Regions from separate parts of the Homo sapiens genome. Here region 1 is linked to region 2. A link is a contact called in ENCODE Hi-C or POLR2A ChIA-PET data. All regions are on one chromosome and are shown on one strand. The core of a region is the stretch at or near the end of the contact, and the rest is flanking DNA. Distances in the headings are between cores, read along the strand shown.

Region 1 (7,497 bases), core at 603-3,102, 2.3 Mb after region 2:
GATTCCTGCTGGGGTGGGGCCATCACCCCACGTGGTGACCTTTTCCACGTCAGGGGAGCAGAGGGCTTTGGGATGGGTTCACCCACTCAGACCAGGCCTCATGGAGGAAGGGTGGGGTGGAGAAACCAAGGCCTCCGTAGCTCCTGTTAGTGATTTAAGACACAGCCCCCACCCCACACCAGGGGCGTGGCAGGTCTGGGGTGGGGTCTTGGTGGATGTACATGCGGATTATGGGTGAGGGCAGAGCCTGCATGTTTGGAGGGCAGAACGAATGGGGCAAGGCCTAAAGGAATCAAAGGGCGGCTGCAAGTCCCAGCGAAATTGGTGAGGGATGAGCATGGCTTGAAAACCTGGAGTGGGAAGAGGGTGCAGGACTCCGGAAGGGCAGAACCCAGAAAAGGGGCTAGGGGTTGAGACAGGACAAACCCTCAAAGGGGGAGAGGTGCCGAGCCTGAGGAGAGGGTGGTATGGACTAAGAAAAGCAGAAAAGTGCCAGGCGCGGTGGCTCACACCTGTAATCCCACAACTTTGGGAGGCCAAGGTGAGTGAATCACCTGAGGTCAGGAGTTCGAGACCAGCCTGACCAACATGGTGAAACCCTGTCCTTACTAATAATACAATAAAAAAAAAAAATTAGACGGGCGTGGTGGTGCATGTCTGTAATCCCAGCTACTCGGGAGCCTGAGGCAGGAGGATCACTTGAACCCGGGAGTCGGAGGTTGCAGTGAGCCGAGATCGCACCATTGCACTGCAGCCTGGACGACAAGAGCAAAACTCCGTCTCCAAAAAAAAAAAAAAAAAAAAAAGCAGAAAACAGAGTGGGGCACGAAGAGTCTCCAGGCCCTATTCCCAGGTCACTAATGATTGGGAAATGGGCGGGGCCTGGGAGAATGACAGGGAGGTGTGAGGGACTGAGGAGTGGGCAGGGTCTGGGAGGCTGATAACAGGGGAAGTGGGCGGGGCCTGGAGATAATATTGGGAGGAACTGTGGCGTGGGAAGGGCCTGGAGCGGACAGCAGGGGAAGTGGGCGGGGCCTGGGGAGAATGACAGGGAAGTGGGAGGGACTAAGGAGTTAGCAAGGGCTGGGAGACAAATAACTATGAAGTGGGCGGAGTCTAGGGAGAATGACCGTGGGGTAGGGGAACTGAGGAGTGGGCTGGGCCTGGGAGTCTGCTGGGGAAGCGGACGGTCCTCGAGAGAATGACAGGAAAGTGGGAAGGACTGAGGAGTGGGCAGAGCCTGAGAGGCAAACGGATGGGTACGAGGGCGGGGCCTGGGGAGAAGCTAGGGAGGTGGGAGGCGGATGACAGCGGAATGGGGCTTCGGTAGACTGACAGGATCAGTCGTGGAAGGGGCGGGCCCATCTTTCTCTTGAACCCGCGAGCCAAAGCCACGTTGGTGCTGGTGATCATCCAGGCTGAGCGCTGGGCATTCCCAGTCTCGGGCGATTTCTTGGCGTTACTTCCAGGCTGAGAGCCATGACTAGGCGAGCTTCGGCCGTGGGACCGAAGACCTCCCACCCTCAGCACTCTAACCTCCCCGACCCTGCCCTCGCTGTGCCTCGTTGGGAATCCGCCTCCGGGGTCTTCCGCGGTCCAGGAGCCGCACCTGCCGGGTGGAGACGCGGGGCTGGCTGGGGTGCGGGAGTAGGAGGTCTTCGGTCCAACCGCCTCCAACCCATTCCTGCTTCCGACGTTCTGTTCCCGCGCTTAATGCCCTGCCCGATCCAGTTCCGGCCTCCCATCTCCCCTTCCCGCGTCTCCACGCTCTTTCCTTCCCCGGTTCTGCCGTGAATGCTCCCAAGTCCTAGAGCACCGGAACTCCCCGCGCGCCTTGGCTCCTGGGCCCCAGCTCCGTGCAGTCCTGGACTGGGGCTCCAGGTCCACCAGGGGGCGCCCGCTGCCCAAGCTGGGTATCGCTGCGGAGAAAAGGGGCCCAGAGTGATTGTTCCTCAGGGGAGGGAGGGGGAGGTCCCCAGAGGGAAGGGCCTGAGTTTCCTCTTGGGGGATGGATCCTAGGTGGTCTGAGGGGTGAGTCCTGGGTTCCCTGGCGGGAGTGGATCTTGGGTGGTCCTCTGTGGGTACAGGGTGGAACTTGGGTGTTCTGAGGGGTAGTCCCTGGGGACTCCTCTGGGAGCGGGGCAGACCTTGGATGGTCGTAGGATTGGACCTGGACCTCTGTGTGTGTGATTGTGCATGCCCATAACGTGTGTTCTTGCGTTATGTCTATGACTAGCCATGGTGCCTGCCATGTATGTGTATCTACGATTGTGTCTTTGGGTGTCTGTCTCAGTGTGTAACCGTGTACGTGTGTGTTGTGTACCTCCATGTCTGTTTTGGTATGTGTGTGATGGTGTGTCTGTGTTGGTGTGTTCTAGTCTCGGTGTGTTTGGTTATATGCCCTGAATATATGTCTCTTGTGTCCTTGTGTGTGTCTGTTGCTAGCTTTTTTTTTTTTTTTGAGGCAGAATCTTACTCTGTCATCCAGGCTGGAGTACAGCGGCGCCATCTTGGCTCACTGCAACCTCTGCCTCCCGGGTTCAAGCGAGTCTCCCATCTCAGCCTCCTTAGTAGCTGGGACTACAGGCACTCACCACCACGCCCGGCTATTTTTTTTTTTTTTTTTTTTTTGTATTTTTGGTAGAGACAGGGTTTCACCATGTTGGCCAGGTTGGTCTCGGACTCCTGACCTCAAGTGATCTGACTGCCTTGGCATCCCAAGGTGCTGGGATTACAGGCGTGAGACACTGCACCCGGTCTGTGGCTAGCTTTGATGGTTGTTGTGTATCTATGATTGTGTGTCCAGGTGTGTGTGTGTGTGTGTGATTGTGTGTATGTCTGCATGGTGTGTCTGTATGTCTGTCTTGTTTTGTGTGATTGTATATGTCCAGAATGGGTGTGCCCTTTGTGTTCTGGTGTCTGTGTGTGTCTACTTGTGTCCCTCCCCCAGGGGAGTTGGAAAGTCCTTTCCAGGTAGTTACCCTGCTGGGATTCCCTTTCCAAAGCGGGTTGACTTCCCAGCACCGTGAGCTGCCTCTTCATGCTCTTGGAAGGGGTCGCTGGGTCTGCCCCAAGTCTGCCTGGGTCTTCCCCAACCCTGACTCCTCCTTCCACTGCCCTCAACAGGGAAACACCATTTCCTGCCTTTGATGTCACTAGGTACAAAAAGTTTCCTTCCTCCAAGTGGCTCTGGCCACTGGTTTCTTTCTGCGTGTGTGAAAGCTGGCCACGATTCTGTGCTTAATGTTAAAACAAAAAGAATAAAACAAAGCAAACAAAACGAACCCATGGAAAATGCAAGCATGCAAAATCATACACCATGAAACATCCACATCTTCTCACCCCAATACCCTCAATTTTTGCACATCTTTCTGAAATGTTTTATACAAACCTATTTCTGCTCTGAAACCCAAAGCGTGCATTCTGCACATAGCAGCCTGCACCTTGCTTTCGTTTCTTTTTTTCCTCACTTGGTTATTCTTTTAAAGGTTTTTTTTTGTTCCCCCGAGACAGAATCTCACTCTGTTGCCTAGGCTGGAGTGCAGTGGCATGATGATCTCGGCTCACTGCAGCCTCTGCCTCCTGGGTTCAAGTGATTCTCCTGCCTCAGCCTCCTGAGTAGCTGGGATTACAGGCATGCGCCACCACACCTGACTAATTTTTGTATTTTTAGTCGAGATGGGGTTTCCCCATGTTGGCCAGGCTGGTTTCGAACTCCTGACCTCGTGATCCACCTGCCTGGACCTCCCAAAGTGCAGGGATTACAGGCGTGAGCCACCATGCCCAGCCTCTTTTTTTTTTTTTTTTTTTTTGAGATGGAGTCTCACTCTGTTGTCAGGCTGGAGGGCAGTGGTGTGATCTCGGCTCACTGCAACCTCCACCTCCCCGGTTTAAGCGATTCTCCTGCCGCAGCCTCCCGAGTAGCTGGGACTACAGGGGCCCGACACCACGCCCAGCTAATTTTTGTATTTTTAGTGGAGACGGGGTTTCATTATGTTGGCCAGGATGGTCTCGATCTCTTGACTTCGTATCTGCCCGCCCCCGCCTCCCAAAGTGCTGGGATTACAGGTGTGAAGCACCGCACCCGGCCGCCTAGCCCCCTTTAAAGGTTTTGTAAACCATCTGCCCAAAAAAGCAATTACATAGAATAATCACGCCAAATTTTCAACCTAAAGTTCAAACAGGACAGAGACTCAACCTGATGGGTAAGGCCCATTTCACACTAAAAACCTTAATCTTTGAAAGAGTAGAGGAGGCAAAGTCTGAGTGCCTTGTTCTCTTAGCCCTTGGAGATCTCTGTCAAGAGATGACTCAGACATGTTTTTAATTTTTAAACCGATTCTGTGAGTAATAACCTGGCAGTTTTCCTTCTGATGACCAATGCAGTTATTTTCATCTTCAACAATTTTGCACCACATATTCCTGCCTGCCCCTTGTTTTTATTTATTTATTTTTGTTTTTTTGTTTATTTTGTTTTGTTTTGAGACTGAGTCTCTCTCTGTCACCCAGGCTGGAGTGCAGTGGCATGATCTCAGCTCACTGCAACCTCTGCCTCCCGGGTTCAAGCGATTCTCGTGCCTCAGCCTTCCGTGTAGCTGGGATTACAGGCGCCCACCACCATGCCCAGCTAATTTTTGTTGTATTTTTAGTAGAGACAAGGTTTCACCATGTTAGCCAGGCTGGCATGACCCACTGCACCTGGCCTTTTTTTTTTTTAGACAAGTCTTGCCCTGTCACCCAGGCTGGAGTGCAATGGCGTGACCTCAGCTCACTGCAACTTCCACCTTCCGGGTTTAAGGGATTCTCCTGCCTCAGACTCCCGAGTAACTGGCATTACAGGTGTGGACCACCACGCCTGGCTAATTTTTGTATTTTTAGTAGAGACGGGGTCTCACTATATTGCCCAGGCTAGTTTTGAACTCCTGAGCTCAAGTGATTCGCCCCCCTCAGCCTCCCAAAGTGCTGGGATTACAGGTGTGAGCCCCCGGCCATGCCTTCCTTTTTGCCCAAACAAGATCAACCCATGTACACAGTCACGTGGAGGCACCACACTCTCAGCCCACTGGCAGCAATGATGGCTGGTCCTATTGAGCACCTGCTGTATGCCAGGCACTATTCTGGCTCCCTGATTCTGGACAACAGTCCCACAAGGTGGTCACTGGTGTTAGTCTCATTTCATATACGGGGAAACTGAGGCACAGAGAGATGGAGAGATTTCAAGGTCATGTAGCCAGCAGAGGCAGAGCTGGGATTTGAAGCCAAGTGAGTCAAATCCTATGCTCTGGTGCTGCTCAACTGGAAACACATCGATGCCCGCATGCATCCTCCTGAGTACACAGTATCACATCAGAGACACTCAGTCCCAGAGTAGCAGGATGTGTGCCTCAACTTCACAAAGCTCACTTGCTGTGCACAATCATACCTTGCAAGCTGGGAGTGGTGGTTCCTGCCTCTAATCCCAGCACCCTGGGAGGCTGAGACGGGAGGATCTCTTGAGGAAATGCTGTGGTCGTTTCCTCAACTTCAGGAGTTCCAGACCAGTCTAAGCGAGAATGTACCTTGCAACTCTTTTTTTTTTTTTTTTTTTTTTGAGACGGAGTTTTGCTCTGATGCCCAGGCTGGAGTGCAGTGGCACAATCTCGGCTCACTGCAACCTCTGCCTCGTGGGTTCAAGTGATTCACCTGCCTCAGCCTCCCAAGTAGCTGGGATGACAGGCGCCCGCCACTGCGCCCAGCTAATTTTTTTGTATTTTTAGTAGAGACGGGGGTTTCACCATGTTGGCCAGGCCAGTCTCGAACTCCTGACCTCAGGTGATCTGCCTGCCTAGGCCTCCCAAAGTGCTGGGATTACAGGCGTGAGCCACCATGCCTGGCCTGTACCTTGCAACTCTTACACAAAACCCCAGGTGCACACACTCGGGTGCCAGTCTGTGTTTTCCAGAGACCTGGATGTAGCTTTTCCAGCTACTCGACTCATTTGGATGATGTAATTCCCCTCTCTGTGTCTCTTTTCTCCTCAACATGTGTAAACACTCCTTTATGGCTCTAGATCAATCTCAGGCTGGGTGTTCATGCCTGTAATCCCAGCATTTTTGGGAGGCCAAGGCAGGAGGATCACTTGAGTTCAGGAGTTGGAGACCAGCCTGGGGAATATAGCGAGACCCCGTCTTTAAAAAAAAAAAAAAAAAAAAAAAAAAAAAGGCCTGGTGCTGTGGCTCATGCCTGTAATCCCAGCACTTTGGGAGGCCGAGGCGGGAAGATCACGAGGTCAGGAGACCAGCCTGGCTAACATAGTGGATCCCTGTCTCTACTAAAAATACAAAAAATTAGCTGGGCGTGGTGGTGGGTGCCTGTAATCCCAGCTGCTTGGGAGGCTGAGGCAGGAGAATCGTTTGAAGCTGGGAGGCGGAGGTTGCAGCGAGTTGAGATCACGCCACTGCACTCCAGCCCGGGCGACAGTGCGAGACTCCATCTCAAAAAAAAAAAAAAAAAAAAAAAAATAGCAGGGTATGGTAGTGTGCACCTGTAGTCCCAGCTATTAATACATGGGAGGCTGGGGCAGGAGGATTGGTTGAGCCCAGGAGTTCCAGACCAGCCTGGGCAACATAGTGAGACCCCATCTCTACAAGAAATAATAATAAGAATAATAAAATAGCTGAGTGTGGTGGCACGTGCCTGTAGTCCCAGCTACTCAGGAGACTGAGGTGGGAGGATCACTTGAGCCTGGGAGTTCAAGGCTGCAGTGAGTCATGATTATGCCACTGTACTCCAGCCTGGCCAATAGAGCGAGACCGTGTCTCAAAAAACAATAAGATGCACTTCACTCCACACTTTCCTTTCCTCTTTTCTTCAGTTCCATCTGGCCCCTAGCTCACTCCGTAGCTGTCTGACTCATGCAAATTGCTCCGCTCACACCACTAATGCTCTGTTAGGCTTCACTCTGCCCTGGGGTAGATAGAGGACCCAGGCCAGGTAAAAGTTAACCCTCGAAGAGGTCACTGGCTACATGATGGGAGACACACTACAAGGACCCTGAGAGGAGAAGATTGTTGCTGGGAAACAATCAAGGTGGACTTCCTGGGGGAGGAGTCTGTTCACTCAACCTCAGAGGCAGAAGAAGGAGGGCCCCCCTGGCACAGCCTGGGGTGCTGTCCCTTCCAACTACTTCCTGTGCAATCCCTCCCTCAAGGCCTGTGATGGTGAGGGTGGAGAGTGAGGCCCTTCCCCAGTGGGTGAGGAAAACCAGGGCCCACGCTTACTTCGAGGAGACAGCTGAGCACAGAGGTGTGACTCCAGCAAACGTGAGGTGCTAAGAGGGTGACGTTGAGTGCTCCACGGTGGGCGGGGCCGCCTGGCTCAGATGTCCCGACCACAGTGCGTCACGGCGCTCCCTGACTGCGGCCTGAGTCTTCCCCAGGCGTTGAGGTCTTGTTTCCCTTCCCTGGGGGGCATGTTCAGAGCTCCGCCAAGCCCCCCAGCACAGATAGGAGTTCAGAC
Region 2 (6,934 bases), core at 638-3,137:
GCCCAGCTAATTTTTGTATTTTTAGTAGAGACAGGGTTTCACCATTTTGGTCAGGCTGGTCTCGAACTCCCAACCTCAGGTGATCCATCTGCCTTGGCCTCCCAAGGTGCTGGGATTACAGCCGTGAGCCACCGTGCCCCACCATCTCTCTATCTCTGTCTATCCTACTCTCTCATCTCTGTCTCTCTGTCTCTGTCTCTCATCTTCCCATCTGTGTCTCTCTTTCTCTGTCTTCCTCCCTTATCTCTGTCTCTGTGTCTCTCTCATTTCCCTATCTCTGTCTTCCTCTCTTATCTCTGTCCCTCTGTCTCTCTTCCTCTGTCTGTCTGCTCTCTGTGTTTCTCTTTCTGTTTCCATCATCTCCCTGTCTCTCTCTGTCTCTGTGTCCTCCTCCTCTCATCTCTGTCTCTGTCTCTCTCATTCCCCTGTCTCTCTCTGTCTCTATCATCTCCCTATCTATCTCTGTGTCCTCCTCCTCTCATCTCTGTCTCTCTCTGTGTTTCTGTCTCTGTCATCCCCCTTTCTCTGTCTCTGTCATCTCCCTGTCTCTCTATCTCTGTGTCCTCCTCCTCTCGTCTCTGTCTCTCTGCCTCTCTCATCTGTATCTCTCTCTGTCTCTGTCATCTCCCTGTCTCTGTCTCTCTCTATCTCTGTGTCCTCCTCTCATTTGTCTCTCTGCCTCTCTCATCTGTATCTCTGTCACTTTCTCTGTCATCTCCCTGTCTCTCTATCCCTCTATCTCTGTGTCCTCCTCTCATCTGTCTCTCTGCCTCTCTCATCTGTAGCTCTCTCTGTCTCTGTCATCTCCCTGTCTCTCTATCCCTCTATCTCTGTGTCCTCCTCTCATCTGTCTCTCTGACTCTCTCATCTTTGTCTCTGTCTCTGTCTCTGTCATCTCCCTGTCTATCTCCGTGTCCTCCTCCTCTCATCTCTGCCTTTCTCATCTCTGTGTCTCTCTCTGTGTTTCTGTCTCTGTCATGCCCCTTTCTCTGTCTGTCATCTCCCTGTCTCTATCTATCTCTGTGTCCTCCTCCTCTCATCTCTGTCTCTCTCATCTGTATCTCTCTCTGTCTCTGTCGTCTCCCTGTCTCTCTATCTCTTTGTCCTCTTCCTCTTGTCTTTCTCTCTGCCTCTCTCATCTGTGTCTCTCTCTGTCTCTGTCTCTGTCATCTCCCTGTCTCTGTCTCTCTCTCTCTGTGTCCTCCTCCTCTCGTCTCTTTCTCTCTGCCTCTTTCATCTGTGTCTCTGTGTCTCTCTGTCATCTCCCTGTCTATCTCTGTGTCCTCCTCCTCTCGTCTCTGTCTCTCTGCCTCTTTCATCTGTGTCTCTCTGTCTCTGTCTCTGTCATCTCCCTGTCTCTGTATCCCTCTATCTCTGTGTCCTCCTCTTCTTGTCTCTGTCTCTCTGCCTCTCTCATCTGTGTCTCTCTCTGTGTCTCTGTCTCTGTCATCTCCCTGTCTCTCTGTGTCTTCCTTCTGTCTTCTCTGTCTCTCTGCCTCTCTCCCCCATCTCTGCCTCTGTCTCCCTCCATGTCCCTGAGCCCCTGCCTGCCTGCCTGGGGTTTCCCCCGCTTCAGGGCAGCGGAAGGAAGGCCAGCAGGACATGCTGTGCTGGGAAAAGCCAGCAGGTCTCCACTTCTCCCTTTCACAGCCTCCTCCCCCGCCCCCACCCTCGGGGCCTTCCGAGCAGGGGTGGCCTGTGCTCCCCAGGGGGCTGGGGCTCCTCCACACCCTAATTCATCTCCCTAGCGGCCCCACGAGCCCCACCAGTGAGTCAGACCTGAAGGAAGTCGGGGAGGGGGCGGGCCTTGACCCTGGGCTGGGCTTTCCCCTGGGCAGGTCCCAAGTCCTCACCTCCCCTCTCAAGTCTCCCACGACGTTCCCACCCACTCCTGAGAGCAGAGCTGGCCGCAGCCATGACCCCGCAGCTTCTCCTGGCCCTTGTCCTCTGGGCCAGCTGCCCGCCCTGCAGTGGAAGGAAAGGTATGTGGGGCCCCTGGGGGACTGGGGGGCCCAGGCAGACGGACATGACACGAGGACTGGCCTCGGATCATGTCTGGGGTGGGAAATCACATCCTCCCGTGCCCAATGGTGGGATGGGGTTACCCTCCCATTGTACAGATGGAGGAACTGAGGCACAGAGAGGCAGAGTGCCACATTGGGGGTGGAAGGATGTCACCTTGTGGGTGATAGGGACTGGCAGTCACAGCTCAGAGGTATCCATAGAGCTACACAGACATAGCTACACAGACATGCGAATTTGAGTCACACTCATTCCTTTGGTTTCTTTTTGGTTTTGTTTTTTGAGACAGAGTCTCACTCTGTCGCCCAGGCTGGAGTACAGTGGCACCATCTCAGCTCACTGAAACCTCCATCTCCTGGGTTCAAGCGAGATTCTCCTCCCTCAGCCTCCCGAGTAGTTGGGATTACAGGTGCCCGCCACCATGCCCGGCTACTTTTTATATTTTTAGTAGAGATAGGGTTTTACCATGTTGGCCAGGGTGGTCTTGAACTCCTGACCTCAGGTGATCCACCCACCTCGGGCTCCCAAAGTGCTGGGATGACAGATGTGAGCCACCGCGCCCGGCCGACATTCATTCATTTTGCACTAGAGAACATCTCCATGTCCTTGAAGACAAAATGGTTACAGCAGGGCATGGTGGCTCATGCCTGTAATTCCAGCACTTTGGGAGGCCAGGGCGTGAGGATCGTGAGGCCAGGAATTCGAGACCAGCCTGGGCAACATAGTGAAACCGGACCCCACCAATCTGTACAAAAAATTAAAAAATTAGCTAGATGTGGTGGCACGTGCCTGTAGTCCCAGCTACTTGGGAGGCTGAGGTGGGAGGATAATTTGAGCCCAGGAATTGGAGGCTGCAGTGAGCTATGATTGTGCCACTGCATTCCAGCCTAGGTGACAGAGTGGGATACCTTGTCTCAAAATAATAATAATAATAATAATTTATAGGCTGGGTTTGGTGGCTCACGCCTGTAATTCCAGCACTTTGGGAGGCCAAGGCAGGTGGATCACCTGAGGTCAGGAGTTTGAGACCAGCCTGGCCAACATGGTGAAACTCCCTCTCTACTAAAAATACAAAAATTAGCCAAGCGTGGCAGTACATGCCTGTAATCCCAGCTACTCGGGAGGCTAAGAATCGCTTGAACCCGGGAGGCGGGGGTGGCAGTGAGCCGAGATCTCGCCACTGCACTCCAGCCTAGGCGACAGAGGGAGACTCCCTCTTTAAAAAAAAAAAACAATTACAAAAGAGAGAACACGGTAAAATCTCTCTCTCTTACCCGAGTTCCTCTCTGTAGATGCTTAAACCTCAGCTTCCCTATCTGGAAAATGGGCTAGTAGTCCTCACCTAGATGGATTGCAGTGGGGATAAAAGATGACAGATGACTTTTGTCCATGTACCTATTTATTCCGAAAGCCTTTATTAGGCACCTACCATGTACCTGGTGCTGGCTGGCAACGTGGCAGGAGCCCAGCGCACGGGAGGGCTATGACAATCTGGGGGTAAACCAGAAGCTCACTCTTTCTGTCTTCCTCCAGGGCCCCCAGCAGCTCTGACACTGCCCCGGGTGCAATGCCGAGCCTCTCGGTACCCGATCGCCGTGGATTGCTCCTGGACCCTGCCGCCTGCTCCAAACTCCACCAGCCCCGTGTCCTTCATTGCCACGTACAGGTCGGAGAGCCTGGAAGGGGGCCTCAGGGACACTGGACTTCCTGGAGAGCCCAGAACTCTGGCCCTGAGAGCCCTGGGGTCAGGAAAACTGGAGACCCCGACATCCTGAACCCCAGGCCTATGGAATTCTAGGGCGGCCCCGTCCAATAGAAATATACTTTCTGGGCCAGGCACAGTGGTGCATGCCTGTAATCCCAGCGCTTTGGGAGGCCGAGGTGGGCAGATTGCTTGAGGTCAGGAGTTTGAGACCAGCTTGGGCAACGTAGTGAGACACTGTCTCTACGAAAAATTTTAAAAATTGGTCAGGTGCAGTGGCTCATGCCTGTAATCCCAGCTACTCCGGAGGCTGAGGCAGGAGAATAGCTTGAACCCAGGAGGCGGAGGTTGCAGTGAGCCAAGATGGCACCATTGCACTCCAGCCTGGGCAACAGAGCAAGACTCCATCTCAAAAAAAAAAAAAAAAAACTACTTCCTGGGTTGGGCACAGTGGCACATGCCTGTAATCCCAGTACTTTGGGAGGCTGATGTGGGAGGATCACTTGAGGTCAGGAGTTTGAGTCCAGCTTGGGCAAAATAGTGAGACCCTGTCTCTAAAAACAATTTTTAAAATTAGCTGGGCATGGCCAGGCGCGGTGGCTCACGCCTGTAATCCCAGCACTTTGGGAGGCCGAGGTGGGCGGATCACAAGGTCAGGAGATGGAGACCACCCTGGCGAACACGGTGAAACCCTGTCTTTACTAAAAATGCAAAAATTTGCCAGGTGTGATGGCACGCGCCTGTAGTCCCAGCTACTCGGGAGGCTGAGGCAGGAGAATTGCTTGACCCAGGAGGTGGACGTTGCAGTGAGCCAATATTGCATCGCTGCACTGCATCCTGGTGATAGAGTGAGACCCCGTCTCAAAAAAAAAAAAAAAAAAAAAAAGAAAAGAAAAGAAAAGAAAAGAAAAGAAAAAATTTCGAAAAAGAAAAAAAAATTAGCTGGGCATGTTGGTACTTGCCTGTAGTCCCAGCTACTCTGGAGGCTGAGGTGGGAGGATCACTTGAGCCCAGGAGTTTGAGACCAGCCTGGGCAACATAGCAATATCCTGTCTGTACTTAAAATCAAAAAAATTAGCTGGATGTAATGGCACACATCTGTAGTCCCAGGTACTTGGGAGGCCGAGGTGGGAGGATCACTTGAGCCCAGAAGTTCAAGACCAGCCTGGGCAACATACTGAGACCCCCCCCCATCTGTAGAAAAAAAATTTAAAATTAGCCAAGAGTGGTGATGCGTGCCTGTAGTCCCAACCGCTCTGGAGGCTGAGACAGGGAAGATCCCTTGAGCCAGGAGTTCAAGGCTATAATGAGCTAGGATCATGCCACTGCACTCCAGCCTGGGCGCCAGAGGGAGACCCTGTCATGAATGAATGAATGAATGAAGGGATGAATTAATGAATGAATGAAGGAATGAATTAATGAATGAATGAAGGAATGAATTAATGAATGAATGAACGGATGAATGAATGAATGAATGGATGGATGAATGAATGAATGCTGACATCCCAGAAACCTTTAGAATCCCGGACCCTAGCATCTAGCTTGGGTTGTAATCCCCGACCTGAACCATCAGGGGCACCGTGATGTTGGGGCCCATGCCCTGCCCCCGGGGGGTGGCACGGCCACCACCAGGACCCCACCCCGGGATCCCCATCCGCTGCCCCCTCCTGTTCCTGCCTCTCCTTGGGGTCCCGGGTCAGGCCCGGCAGTAGGAGGTGCTGAGGCCACAGGCACTCCCTGAGGCGCTCAGCGAGCCCCACCCTGTGCAGGCTCGGCATGGCTGCCCGGGGCCACAGCTGGCCCTGCCTGCAGCAGACGCCAACGTCCACCAGCTGCACCATCACGGATGTCCAGCTGTTCTCCATGGCTCCCTACGTGCTCAATGTCACCGCCGTCCACCCCTGGGGCTCCAGCAGCAGCTTCGTGCCTTTCATAACAGAGCACATCAGTGAGTGGGGGCGGCAGTGGGGGCGGGGGCGGGGCTGCCGTCTCCTTCCAGCTCCCCCCACCCCACCTCCCACCTGTCCTCCAGTCCTGCGGCTGCACCTTCACACTTAAGCAAAAATCTGACCCCTTCTTCCCCCTCCTCTACCAGTACGTGGAGCACCCCCATCATTGACAGCCCAGTCCCCTCCATCCTGAGCCCTGGCCTCCACAGTCTGTCCTTCCCACAGCAGCCACCAGAGGGCGCCTGAGAGCACCTGAGTCAGGGCACGTCCCTCTGCCTACAGCCCTCCATGGCTCCCACCTGCCTTGGGGTCAAAGCCCAAGTCCTTCCTACTGCCCACCAAACCCTGGACAACCTGCCCTGTCTCCTCCATGCCCTCCCCTCCTCCCTGTCTCCCCCTTGCTCACTCTGCTGTGGCCACATGTGATTCCTTGATGTTCAACATGCCAGGAATAGTTCTGCCCCAGGGCCTTTGCATGGGCGGTGCCCTCTACCTGGAACACCTTCCCCCAAATGTCCCCATGACTTATTCCCTCACCTCCTTCGGGTCTCTGTGCATACATCACCTCCTCAGTAAGACCTCTCCTGAGTAGATTATTAAAAATTGCAAGCTCTGGCTAGGCTCAGTGGCTCACACTTGTAATCCCAGCACTTTGGGAGGCTGAGGCAGGCCGATCACCTGAGGTCAGGAGTTTGAGACCAGTCCTGGCCAACATGGTGAAACCCTGCCTCTACTAAAAATACAAGAATTAGCTGGGCATAGTGGCAGGTGCCTGTAATCCCAGCTACTCAGGGGGCTGAGGCACGAGAATCACTTGAACCCAGGAGGTGGAGGTTGCCGTGAGCTGAGATTGTGCCACTGCATTCCAGCCTGGGCGAGAGAGCGAGACTCTATCTCAAAAAACAAAACAAAACAAAACAAAAATTGCGGCCACTGCCATTCCTGCACTCCCCAGCTTTCTTCCCTATTCTGTGTGACCTATGGATTTGTTTATTTCCTGTCTTCCCCCTGATGGATTGTGAGTTCCATGAGGACAGGGGTAGGTCAGTTAAGGTCACTGTTTTGTCCCCTCTGTGGCAGCCCCAGGCACACAGTTTCTCAATAAATATTTGTTGGTTGAGCCAGGCATGGTGGCTCACAACTACTCGGGAGGCTGAGGCAGGAGAATCGCCTGAACCTGGGAGGCAGAGGTTGTAGTGAGCTGAGATCACGCCGCTGTACTCCAGCCTGGGTGACAGAGTGAGACTCCGTTTCAAAACAA

Evidence for each region. Hi-C counts contacts between places; a loop is a spot of excess contacts on that map. ChIA-PET counts read pairs that join two places held with the same protein, here RNA polymerase II (POLR2A). Pooled maps may share reads with other maps.
Region 1: a pooled map shows a loop between it and region 2 (3-fold over the local background). The contact joins the enhancer-like site here to the promoter of EBI3 in region 2. A Hi-C loop is called at or near these places in 1 of 50 pooled maps. POLR2A ChIA-PET finds 5 or more read pairs at or near these places in 2 of 52 experiments (GM12878 and activated B cell).

What each region holds. Positions count from the first base shown.
Region 1 is chr19:6,515,164-6,522,660 of GRCh38, forward strand. No RefSeq gene overlaps it. Among named protein-coding and RNA genes, the nearest start is that of TNFSF9, 12 kb to the right of the region's middle. RefSeq lists enhancers at 969-1,509, 2,851-2,900, 2,951-3,080, 6,928-7,177 and a silencer at 1,371-1,540. Within about 2 kb of position 1,853, at least 32 of the 41 ENCODE cell types and tissues checked have a DNase peak (open chromatin) inside an H3K27ac peak, as active enhancers do; they include GM12878, where a contact is called at or near this core.
Region 2 is chr19:4,227,636-4,234,569 of GRCh38, forward strand. EBI3 (Epstein-Barr virus induced 3) reads left to right here and starts at 1,888. Exons shown (of 5, transcript NM_005755.3): 1 at 1,888-1,982; 2 at 3,556-3,688; 3 at 5,494-5,672. The coding sequence starts at 1,916. RefSeq lists enhancers at 2,108-2,197, 3,161-3,662.